Linked DNA regions of Homo sapiens: region 1 is linked to region 2. Evidence: chromatin contacts called from ENCODE Hi-C or POLR2A ChIA-PET data. All regions are on one chromosome and are shown on one strand. Each heading gives the region's core, a stretch centred on a gene start or an enhancer-like site at or near the end of the contact. The rest is flanking DNA. Distances are from core to core; before and after follow the strand shown.

Region 1 (5,138 bases), core at 1,914-4,413, 44 kb before region 2:
TCCTTCAGACCATCCTCCAAGATGGAGTTGACAAGACCACATGAGGCTTCTTTCTCCTACTCACTTAATTTGCATGTGGTTATTTCATTGTAGTATCATGATCACAGTTCCCTTGCCCTTCTTGCTGCTGGTGCTGAGGCAGCCAAGATTGACACAAGTCCAAGTCAGTCAGTCTTAGGTCCTCTGCTCTTTGGTTGCCTCATAGTAGCTTTGCAGTTTCCCTCTTTTTATCTTAATTCTATTCCTTCACAAAGTCTTGGTTTTCTAATTTATCAACAATCAATATGCATTACTTGTGTAATTTGTTTAAGTGTTTTAAAATTTCATATCTAGAAGGTGACAGGATGCTTCTGTGACATTATTCACTTAGTTTACAAATATTTATTGCATATCCTCTATGGGCTGTGCAATATATGGACACCAAAAACCATAGTCCCAGACCTAATGGGTAAAACAAATGTTCAATAAACAAACACATAAATGAAAATGCAACTACTTATTATGGTAAGTAGTTGAGAGAGAATAGTGAGGTTGGGGCAAAACTTATCATGAGCAATAGAAAAGACTTCTTAGGAAGATAAAAATACTGGAATTCAGACCTTGTATATGAATATGAGCCTTAGCAAGGAAATGTTTTAGTCAGGAGAATGAAATGATGTAATTTGTACTTTCAAAAGATCACTTTAGTTTTTACATGGATTATGTTTTACTAACTGTTCAAACTGCTCAGTGTTGCAGTAATATGAAATGGACAGATATTTAAAAATCAAATTATTTTATTCAACAATATCTTGCCATTCCGTTAAACCAGAGGTCAGCAAATTGTGGTTGGGTTTGAACTGCCTGAGTCCACTTACATGCAGATTTTTTTTCAACCACACAAGGATCAAAAATACAGTATTCGGATCTGAAACCCATATATATGGAGGGCTGACTTTTTGTATCCACAGGTTCTGCAAGGCTGATTGTGGAACTTGAGTATGCTCAGATTTTGGTATAGATAGGGGTCCTAGAACCAATCCCCTGAGAATACTGAGGGACAAATATATAAACAGCAGACCAAACCTGGCCCACTGCCTGTTCTTTATAAATAAAACTTTACTGGAAAACAGCCATGTTTATGTATTGTAATGTCTACAGCTACTGTCATTCTGCAAGGGCAGGACTGAGTAGTTGTTACAGAGATCATACGACCCACAAAGCCAAAAATATTTACTATCTGGATCTTTACAGAAAGCATTTGCAAAAGCTTTTCCAGAGGCCCCAACACCAGATTTCTGCTTACATTTTGATTACGAGCTCAGGTCATGTGGCCAGCCCCAGATGCAAAGCTGGCTGGAAAAGTAAGTGCCAGACTTCTAGCCCTTATAGAAGAGGCTCATAAAGGGCTATTGAGTATTCTATTGAACGGTATCTCTCACAGGTATGAAAAATGGTGACTCTGTTCAAACCTTAACCTCTCTGACCCCCAATTTCTCTCCTGTAGAAAAGAAGGATAATGATATTTGCTTCTCATTGTTGCAAAGAGGATTAAATGTAATGAGGATATTAAATATGTTAATTACATTAACATCAAATTCCTGGCACTTAGTATGTTCAGTAACTGCATCTCTTCCTCTGAATGCCTTACAGTTCATCACTGTGCCTCTCTGCAACTTTAACTTGTCCTTGCTCATAGTAGGCACTCGTTCAGAAATGCAGAATAAAAGAACAAATGTTCGCCTTCTTCTACAGGACCAGGCCTCAGTTGTTGATGCACACTAACAGGTTTGATTGTTTAATTCTGCTTGGCTGATAAGTACAGAAGTATCTTCAAAAACAAAACTTTTGAAAGAAAATTTTGAACATAGCCCTCCTGGAGAAGAGTGAGTTAAGAGAAATTCCAGCCTTCTTTTCATTGGTGGTAAAAACAATGGCTGAGTAGGAAGAAAAGCCCGGGGACTTATATCAGATACAGACCACTCTCAGATAGACAGGGACCACCCATATACATTGCATCACCTACTCCCTTCCCAAATAAGCAGGCCATGCTTCCAAGACTTGGGTGGCCCCATTACCTGGGAGTCAGGGCAATGCCTCCATATATAGCCATGCGTTATATACAAGATGCCCGTTGAACACCAGCAATCCAGAAACAAGTGTACCCTTCTGACCAAAAAAAAAAAAAAAAAAAAAAAAAAAAGCCACAGATTCCAATACTCTGAAGAAAAGGAGGGAAGAGGGAGGGCTCAGTGATACAAGAGCTCCTGGAATCTATCTCTCAGGCATCTTTATTACTTTTGCCACTCAAAGCATGTTTCCGACAGTAAAGTGTGACACCAGAACACATCGGTTTACAAAACTGTCTTTGTAGTAAAAATATTAGTTGAGATCTGTACATTCTTGAGCTTTCATTGAGAAGCCTGGCTTTTCTCAAAATTTTGACAAATTGCTTATTATCAATGTTTGTACCTCAAATGAAGCTTATCTATATTCTATTAATCAAATGTCTTAAAAAATATCTAAATCTTTTTAGATATTTTTAGATATTTAGACAAGGTCTTCATTTAGGTCTTAGTGATGAAAAAGTATATGGTTTTAAAATATAAAAAACTCTCACAGGGAAGCATATAAGCCTAAAACTGAGTTTACTATTCATGTTTGCAAAGGGAAGATGAGTATGAGATTGCTAAACATCATTATTGAAAATACTTAATATTTTGATACACATATAATTTTTTCAATGTTTTCCAGTGAATGTGATTCCATTATTTTGAAATAAAAGAATGTTACAAGTATCCTATATGCTTCATGTCCCCGATTTCCTAGAAATAAGATAGTAGTACAAGCATAATGTGTTCACAATAATTATACAGGGCTATAGAATAACTTTATCTTTTTGGAAAAATAGCATCTGAAACTTACAAGTTTTACCTACAAGGTCACCTACAAAACATAAGTAGTATCCTTCAGAAAATATTTGTTGGTGTTTGTGAAGTTCTGAAAATACTGTAGGGCAGGATTGGCCTTTTCCCAATTGTCAAATCAAACCAAGGACTTCCAGGCCCTAAGCAAGGTCAGTGACCAAGGCAGCACTTCCCAGAGTGACATTCATGACAACTTCCAAAGGCAGGGCACTTTCCGCATGAGAGGCCAAGATAAAGCCTACCACTTTACAAGGAACTGGCTGGTGAACCTTGGCACAGTTGCTGGAGAACTTGGCTCTCCAAGAACAAAACAGCTGTGCCTCTTTTTGTTTTCCCTTCTCAATAAGGAGAGTAAAATCTCAACTTCAGGTTATGCGGATAATGTTCCATATATTTTGGAAGAGTTAATATAACTTTTCCATTGTACTGCTTAGAAGATAGAGGGAAACAGAAATAAAGGGTGCACCAGTAAATAGACTGCTTATAATCAGAATTCTACAAAGCCCAGAAATAACTGTTTCCCTGATATTTTGGACCAGTATGGGGACCTTTTTAGATCTTGAAGAAAAAAAAATGTGTTCCTGAGTTATTCTTGTCATCTTACTGATTCAGCTGGATCCAGTGTAAAAAATGAAATAAATTACTTTCTAATTGGCATTTAGGGTCGCCAAAAAAATCCACAGCAACAGAAAGCCAGTCTACTTTAGCCAAGAACGTAGGGTCTTCCCCTTGCTCTACAATTTTCCCCCTTTATAAAAATCCCTCCCTCCACCTAATGCTGCTTAAGTTACACTTACATCTCTTTTTCCCTTCACTTATTTTGAAAACCTCTCCCCCTCTCCCACCAACTCACTTACTGACTCATGGTTTGGTTCCACACTGTTCTCTTAATACTACTCTCTCAAAAGATGCCAATGATCTGGTAACCCTAGAAGATCTCCATGCAGCATTTCACCCTAAGGACCATCTCCTCTTTCTGGAAGTCCTCTTCTTTCCTGGCTCAAGTCAGTGTCGTCTCACTTTTCTCCCAGCATCTCTGATCATTTCCCCTTGGTGTTGGGACTTGGGCTCCTAGTCACATCTTTCTTAGGTTTATTTACTCACACATACCACATGTAACTATTGAATGGGATGTATGTGCTTGGCTCTGACCTTGGGTTCTAACTTCAGCTCCACTTTCTCTCTTATCTCTACAAGTTCTCCTTGTGTTATTTCATCCAGCCTCAAGGCTTTATTTATCAACCCTGCTCACTCTCTCCTTTTTTGGCCATTCCCTTAATATATATTTTTACCTTTTTTTTTCCTGGTCTTTTATAATATTTCCCTAAATCATCTTCCTGCTGCCAGTTTTACTATTAATAACTACTATTCATCCTATAAAAACTATGCCCCACCTCCCTCATTCTCTTTCTTTCCTTGCTTTATGTCTCTCATATTTACTACAAAATGTTTGTTTCAAAAATTGCCCAAATTTAGAAAACTACGGAGAAGAGAAAAATCGCAGGTAAGCTCATATGCGAAGTCAGCCATTTTACCTTTAGTGGGCTTTCTGCCAGAATTTTTTCAGATATAGGTTTTTTAAGAAGTGAGCTTTTTTAGCCTTCAAAGATCAGATAAGTCCAGTCTATTTAAACTGTTCCAAAACATAAAAGAAACCTTTCAATTACCTTTTTTGAAGATAGAAAAATATTGATAAGAAACCTGACATAGATATCTCACCAAAAAGAAACATTAGGTCAATGTCCCTTGCAGAAATTATGCAAAAATACTAAATATAGTATGAACAAATATAATAAAAATAAAATAAAAGTGGGGAAAAAGGGTAAGAATGATTCAATATTAAGAATTTTATTTGTTTAAAATAACACATTAAGCCAGGCACAGTTGTTCATACCTATAATTCCAGCTACTCAGGAAGCTGAGGTAGAATGATCACTTGAGGCTAGTTTATGGCTGCAGTGAGCTATGATCACAACAGTGCACTATAGCCTGGGCAAGAGAGTATGATCCGGTCTCTAAATAAATAAATAAAATAGCATATTAATAAGACAACAAATTCCAATGAGTGCTTTAAGTGATGTCAAATAAGACGTTTAATAAAATTGAACTCTAAGCAAAATAGAAGTGGATGATACTTTTTTGACACACTAATAGTCATCTCAGCATCATCATGTTTGATACAGAAAAATGAGGACACTTTCCTTTGATGTCAGGAAGAAGAAAAGAAATTCC
Region 2 (5,525 bases), core at 1,764-4,263:
GGCACTCATCCCTGGTGTGAAATTTAAGGGGATGCCAAAAAAGAAAAAAAAAAAAGCCTCAGTAAATCAGGAGAAATATTTTAATGCACTATTTTAAAAATCAAAATTAATGCAACAATTATTCATGATGAACAATACATCAAAATTTTAAATAAAGGCAGGCTCAGACCCTGCACTTGTATCACTGGCCTCACTCACTTCTGCCCAATCCGAGCCCTATGAGGTTCTGTTTCATTCATTTTCTTACACCAGTAGTTGCTAAATAAATAAATATATGAATGAATTGCTTTCTTGAACTGAGTCATCAGCTTAAAGGTATAGATCCTGGTAATGAGGATGTCTATGGTGAAATATGGGAATGGGTCCTGGAAACAGCCTTGGTGTGCCCTCTCAAGTCAGCTGGAACACATGACCACATAATCTAAAGTTTGAATAAATGTTCTTCCTTCAATCAAGTCATCATGACATTCTCCTCCATTGTCCTACCTTGTGTAAAACCAGAAAAATAAATGACATGATCTCTTGGTAACCCTTCTTTACCATCATCATGCAGCCTGTAGGACAGCCCTCAGAGGTCCTGTTCAAAATGGAACCCTAGTAGTTCACGTTATCATTAACATTGCAGTAAAACTGCCCTCCCCCATTGTTGTAGAACATTGTTACTACCACAGTCTCATGGATTGTTTGAATAATGCCACGCCCTTTATTTATTTCATGCTTTAATTGGCTCATTTCTGAATTTTCTGGGCAAAATGAGATCAGAAAGACAAAGCCCTTGAACAAAGAGAAGCAACAGTTTTTGTTACATTTCATTTTGTCCTCTGTATGTCTCCTTCTTAAATAATTTAGCTCCAAGTTATACTCAGGAAGAGAAAAAAATTAAAAGTTCCAGTAGGCCGAGAAGCCCATGATCCACCGTGTTGAAGGAAGATTTGCTTCACCTCACCACCCCCCAACCCCCTCCCGCCCCCCCGCGGTAATACTAAGCTGTTCACACGCTGTGAAGAAGACCCGAAGACTAGGTTGTCAACTGTTGGGGCCTACCTGCGCCAGACTTCTTCCTCAGTGGCCAGCTTTCTCACCCCCCGTTAGCCACCAGGGGGCCGCCTGCTTGGAACAAGTGGTGTAGACGCCACAGCTTTTCTCCAAACCAACCAAAACATTCCGGGGCAGCTTTGGAGCAAAGCCCAGGAACTTCCCTGCAAAGGAGAACAGCTCTCCAACTACAGAAGCCTGCAAGTCCTATGGTGCAGACTTATTAAGAGTAGAGAAGAAAGCACGGACTTCTCACCGAGGACCAAAGGGAAATGGGGTCTCTGGGGCCTGCAACTTTCTTAAAAGTGCATCAGTGAAACCCTGCTTATCCAGCGGGGTGGTTGTTAATGCTGTCAGCAGGGGTGGGGGGCCTCTCACCCCTTTCCCTGGGACGCTCAGAAGAAGCGAGAATAAAACATACATGTCACTGGCTGGAAATCTAGAGAACCTTCCAATAAATAACCTATACATTGTCAGGCAGCTGAGGATCCATATCGTCATAACTCTATTATACTGCGTGTTACACGAATAGATGTGAATATTAAATTATGATGTCGGAATTATTTTAATACTGTCTATAAGAAATTAATTGTACTCTGTTGTCAAAGTAGTTTTGTTGCAACTATAGTTCCTTATTGACTACCTTTTAGCTGAGTGAGGACTCGGTATTTCCCAAGTATCCTTCTAGCTCAGAAAGCAAGTCTCTTCCTGGTCTCCAGGACTTAAGGTCGGGGGCATTTGAGAGACCTATATTTGCCCGGGAAAGATCTCTTGAAGAGTATACATTATTTTTGTCTTCCTGGTTTTATCTATACATTTCCAGGGCAAAGACAAATTAATAGGGCGGCCGTTCTGGGACCTGAGGAGTGTCTCAGCCCTGTACGCGCCTCTCCCACGATATGCATAATGGCGGTGGGGGCGGGGGTGTCCTCCTTAAGGGCAACCCAGGCACGTCCCAAACTTCCATTCGTGGGGTGGCCGTGGTGGTTAAGAGAGCTGCCAGATGGTCGGACCAGCGGAGGCCCCAAGAAGAGCCAGAGCGCCCTGTATTCCCGACACGCGCCACAAGTGGTTTAGGAGCGGAGGGAGGAGCGCTGCGGCACGGGTCGGGCCGGTCGGGCCGGGCAAAGAAGGCCGAGACGTGCTCCTGGAAGACTCGCCCTCCGGTCCCGGTGTCACTCGTTCCCCATTCTTTCCTCTTCTCCAACTAGAGTAATGACGCCCAAACCCGCACCTATGCGCGCAGGCAATCGGGTGGGTGGACGCGCGGCCACCAAACCCACAGCACCGTCACCAACCCTGGGAGGGCACGGCCGGGATTAGGAGGAGGGGGAGCGCCCACACCTGGGGAGGCAGGTGCGGAGGCGGCCGGCCCGGGGACCTCGAGTGCGTAGGACTCGGGGTCGGGGTCGGGGTCGGCAAGCCGGGCGCTGTGAGCGCGTCGGAGCGCTGGCCCGGAGCCTGGCAGGGGGCGTCTGTACCGGCTGGGCAGCCCGGGGCGGTGGCGATGGCTGGCGGCGGCGGCGGGGTGTGCGCCAGGAGGCCATTTCCTCGCTGCGCCCCTGGCGGAGCCGGGTTTGCCTGCTCTTGGCCGCCGCCGCCACCGCCGCGCAAGTCGGACAGCCGTGAGGGCTGGAGGGGAAACCAGGTCACCGGTTCGCAGACGCGGCGCGGAGCAGGCGCCCCGGGCCCGGAGTAAGACAGCGCCCGGGAAGCGGGCCGGGGCGGGCCGGGCACGCGGGGGACCCGGAGAGGCGGGGACTCTGGTGCCCCAGCCGCAGTAGCTTCCTACGCCTATAAAAGTGGAGAGACCGGGGAGGTGCGGCGCGGCCCTGGCTGCGGCCGCCTCTCTTCGCCCAAGGAGTTGACATTTTGCAGGACTCGCGCGACGCCCAGTCGCCGGCGCTCCCCGGGACCCCGCCGCCGGGAGGAGGGGGCGGAGGAGGGTGGAGACTGCGGGGCTTGGCCAAGGAAGGCGCACATCCTCGGGCGGGCGGCCGTGACGCGGCGGGGATTAACTTTGCATGAATAATGTGAGTGCGCTTGGAAAAGAGACCTCCTGCTCCGCGGGCTCGGGGCAAGAGCCCGCAGGCTACCTTCCCCGGGCAGGGGCGCTCAACCCAACCGGCTCCAGGGCACTGGTAATTTGGCTAGAGGACCGCGCGGAGGCAGCGGGGTGAGAGGAGGAGGGGGCGACAGTTCCAACTGTCCACAGGGTGGGCGGGATGGTGACGGAGCGTCGCAAGAACCCGGAGGGGTGCGGGCGGCTAAGCCGAGCGCGCGCGGGCGGGCAGGCGGGTGAGCGTGGGTGGTGGGGGTGTCATCAGCCTGATTACCTGCCTCCGCGGGGCTTCTGCGCCCCGGATCTGGGAGGAGGTGCCCTCTCGTGTTCGGGCACCGCGCGGCGGCAGGCTGGGAGCTACGGAGTGGACAGTGGTGGAACAGGGTGGCCGGGCTCTGTTCCAATCGCAGCGGCTCTGTTCCTCAAACCCCAAGCCCAGCTGTTGACATGTTCCTTGTGAAATGGAGTTTGGCATCCTCAGCGCCGAACCCAGTGGAAGTTTCCATGATGAGGAAGTTGTGTGACATGGGGGTTCGGAAAAGGTTGGCAGGCCAGGGGGGAGGGTTAAAGGGACTGTGGGTCTCCCATCCCCCCTTTTTCGCCTGCCCCGGAACTCCCGGGCTTGGAAAGGAGAATTATCCTGGATGTTGGCGTGCGCCGTGGCCGGTGCCTGGCGACTGGGCTTCTCTCCGCCTCCTGGGGGCTTGGCGGGGATTTCGCTAGCCTCCTGGGTCGCGCTCCTTCGCTTTGCTTCTCTTGGCGCAGCATCTTCCTCTGGGTCTCCTCGAGTTGGTTGTGATACCAATTGTGCCAACTGTGTGACCTCCACCCCCTCGGAGAAGGACTCATTTGGGGGAATTTTCATTCTTAGTGGATTTTGCCCTTCTTAGCGGCAGTTGTCACTTTGGGGGAGGATTTCCCAATGACCATTGTGGGATTATTATTAGTGTTAATTCTTAAGCCTTCTTATTTATTTTAAGGAGGGGGAGGGAGAAAATGAGATGAATTTTTTTTAAATGTACAAGTTTCCCCAAATGGAAAATTTTAAAAGAAGGATCTAGAAACATAACAATTCATAAAGTGAGTCAAAGAAAGGAAAGAGTTTGCATGAACAGCCAAGTTCAGATTCTCCATTCTCCTTTGTCCACATAAATTTAGAATTTTTGAAGATTCAAACACTGTGTAATCAGTAAATATATTTGAAATACCTTCTTCCTCAGCACATTATTGGTCTTGGGTACTAGTGAGATTCAGTTTTAAAGACCTGTGTGGAAGTTCAAGAAATTAAGCATTCCTTGCACAGTGTATTAATATCAAGCACAGCAGTTTATATAATGATAAATGTATTAGGTAATGTAGACCTGTTGGGCAATCTTCACATTATTTGGCTTTAGTTTAGTATGCTTATTTAAATTGTAAGAATGTATAGCATGCAATGCACTGCAAAGAAATAAAAATTGCATTTTAACGTGTTCATGATTCATTCTGAATATTCAGTGACTGACCTGCTCCCCAATTCACTTCTGCTTAATTCTTTCTAATTCCGAAATCAGTCAGAGGCTAGGAAACAATGAAAAACGTGTTTCAGTGCAAAGTATTTTAAGCAGTTGATGTTTTTAGGATGTTTTCATGCCAGGTGGCTAAGTGTTTTAATTGAGTCAAACAGAAATCCAGTACCAAGTGATTTGTTTGGAGTGTTTTATACAAAGACATTGGTGAACGATCATTTATAATTTGAGCATGTTAAAGAAATACTAACAGAATCTATTTTTACCTGATCTCAGAGGTTTATTATATATTGGAAGTGAGACCATCTGCTAGTAAATACAGTTTGGCTTTATTTTATAGCCAGTGAAAAATAAATAATACTGAGTATAGCTACAGAACTGGTTTTTTAAAGTGAAATAATTCCTGTTGGCATTACAATGCAAAGGTATACTTTTATTGACATTGGAATATTGTTACATAAAGCAACTGACATTATGTAGAGGAATGAATATTCCATGTATCTCCTTTCAGTTTCTTTGTAGTAAATTCTGCCATAATTAGAGATGAATTAAGACAACTTTTTAATCCATTATCTTTGGGAAAGGTGATTTCTTAAAATCGCCTTAAAAGCAGAGAAAGCTGTGGATTCCTTTCCTCTCCTGGGGTTTTTGCAGTTGTTTAAAGCATGAGTTGTGTGGAGCCACAAATGGTATTGCATGTTTCTTTTTTTAGTAAGCCCATCTTTTTGATGGAAATCAGAGTAAAGGTGATTGGTTTCTTCGCCCTGGTCTTCTCATTCTAGTGTAAGATTACGTGTCACCTTCTTAGAAAGCCCTTCCCTGACCACTTGAGCAAAGGCGGTCCCTCATTCCTTTTCAGACCCATCACACTGGTTTTTCTCTTTGTTTGTTTGTTTTGTTCTTCTTTTTCTTTCCTTTAT

What was found. A loop is a pair of places that touch in the nucleus more often than their neighbours do. ChIA-PET counts read pairs that join two places held with the same protein, here RNA polymerase II (POLR2A). Pooled maps may share reads with other maps.
Region 1: a loop to region 2 is called in a map of Right ventricle myocardium inferior, with 5 times the contacts of the local background. The contact joins the enhancer-like site here to the promoter of THRB in region 2. A Hi-C loop is called at or near these places in 9 of 168 maps with a recorded cell type or tissue (B cell, HepG2, K562 and 6 more) and 10 of 50 pooled maps. POLR2A ChIA-PET finds 5 or more read pairs at or near these places in 8 of 52 experiments (H1, HEK293, HEK293T and 5 more).

Annotation. Positions count from the first base shown.
Region 1 is chr3:24,537,081-24,542,218 of GRCh38, reverse strand. No RefSeq gene overlaps it. Among named protein-coding and RNA genes, the nearest start is that of THRB, 45 kb to the right of the region's middle. Within about 2 kb of position 3,163, at least 5 of the 41 ENCODE cell types and tissues checked have a DNase peak (open chromatin) inside an H3K27ac peak, as active enhancers do.
Region 2 is chr3:24,492,338-24,497,862 of GRCh38, reverse strand. THRB (thyroid hormone receptor beta) reads left to right here and starts at 3,013. Exons shown (of 11, transcript NM_001354712.2): 1 at 3,013-3,211. THRB-AS1 (THRB antisense RNA 1) reads right to left here and starts at 3,776. Exons shown (of 2, transcript NR_046244.1): 1 at 3,372-3,776. RefSeq lists a silencer at 1,030-1,235.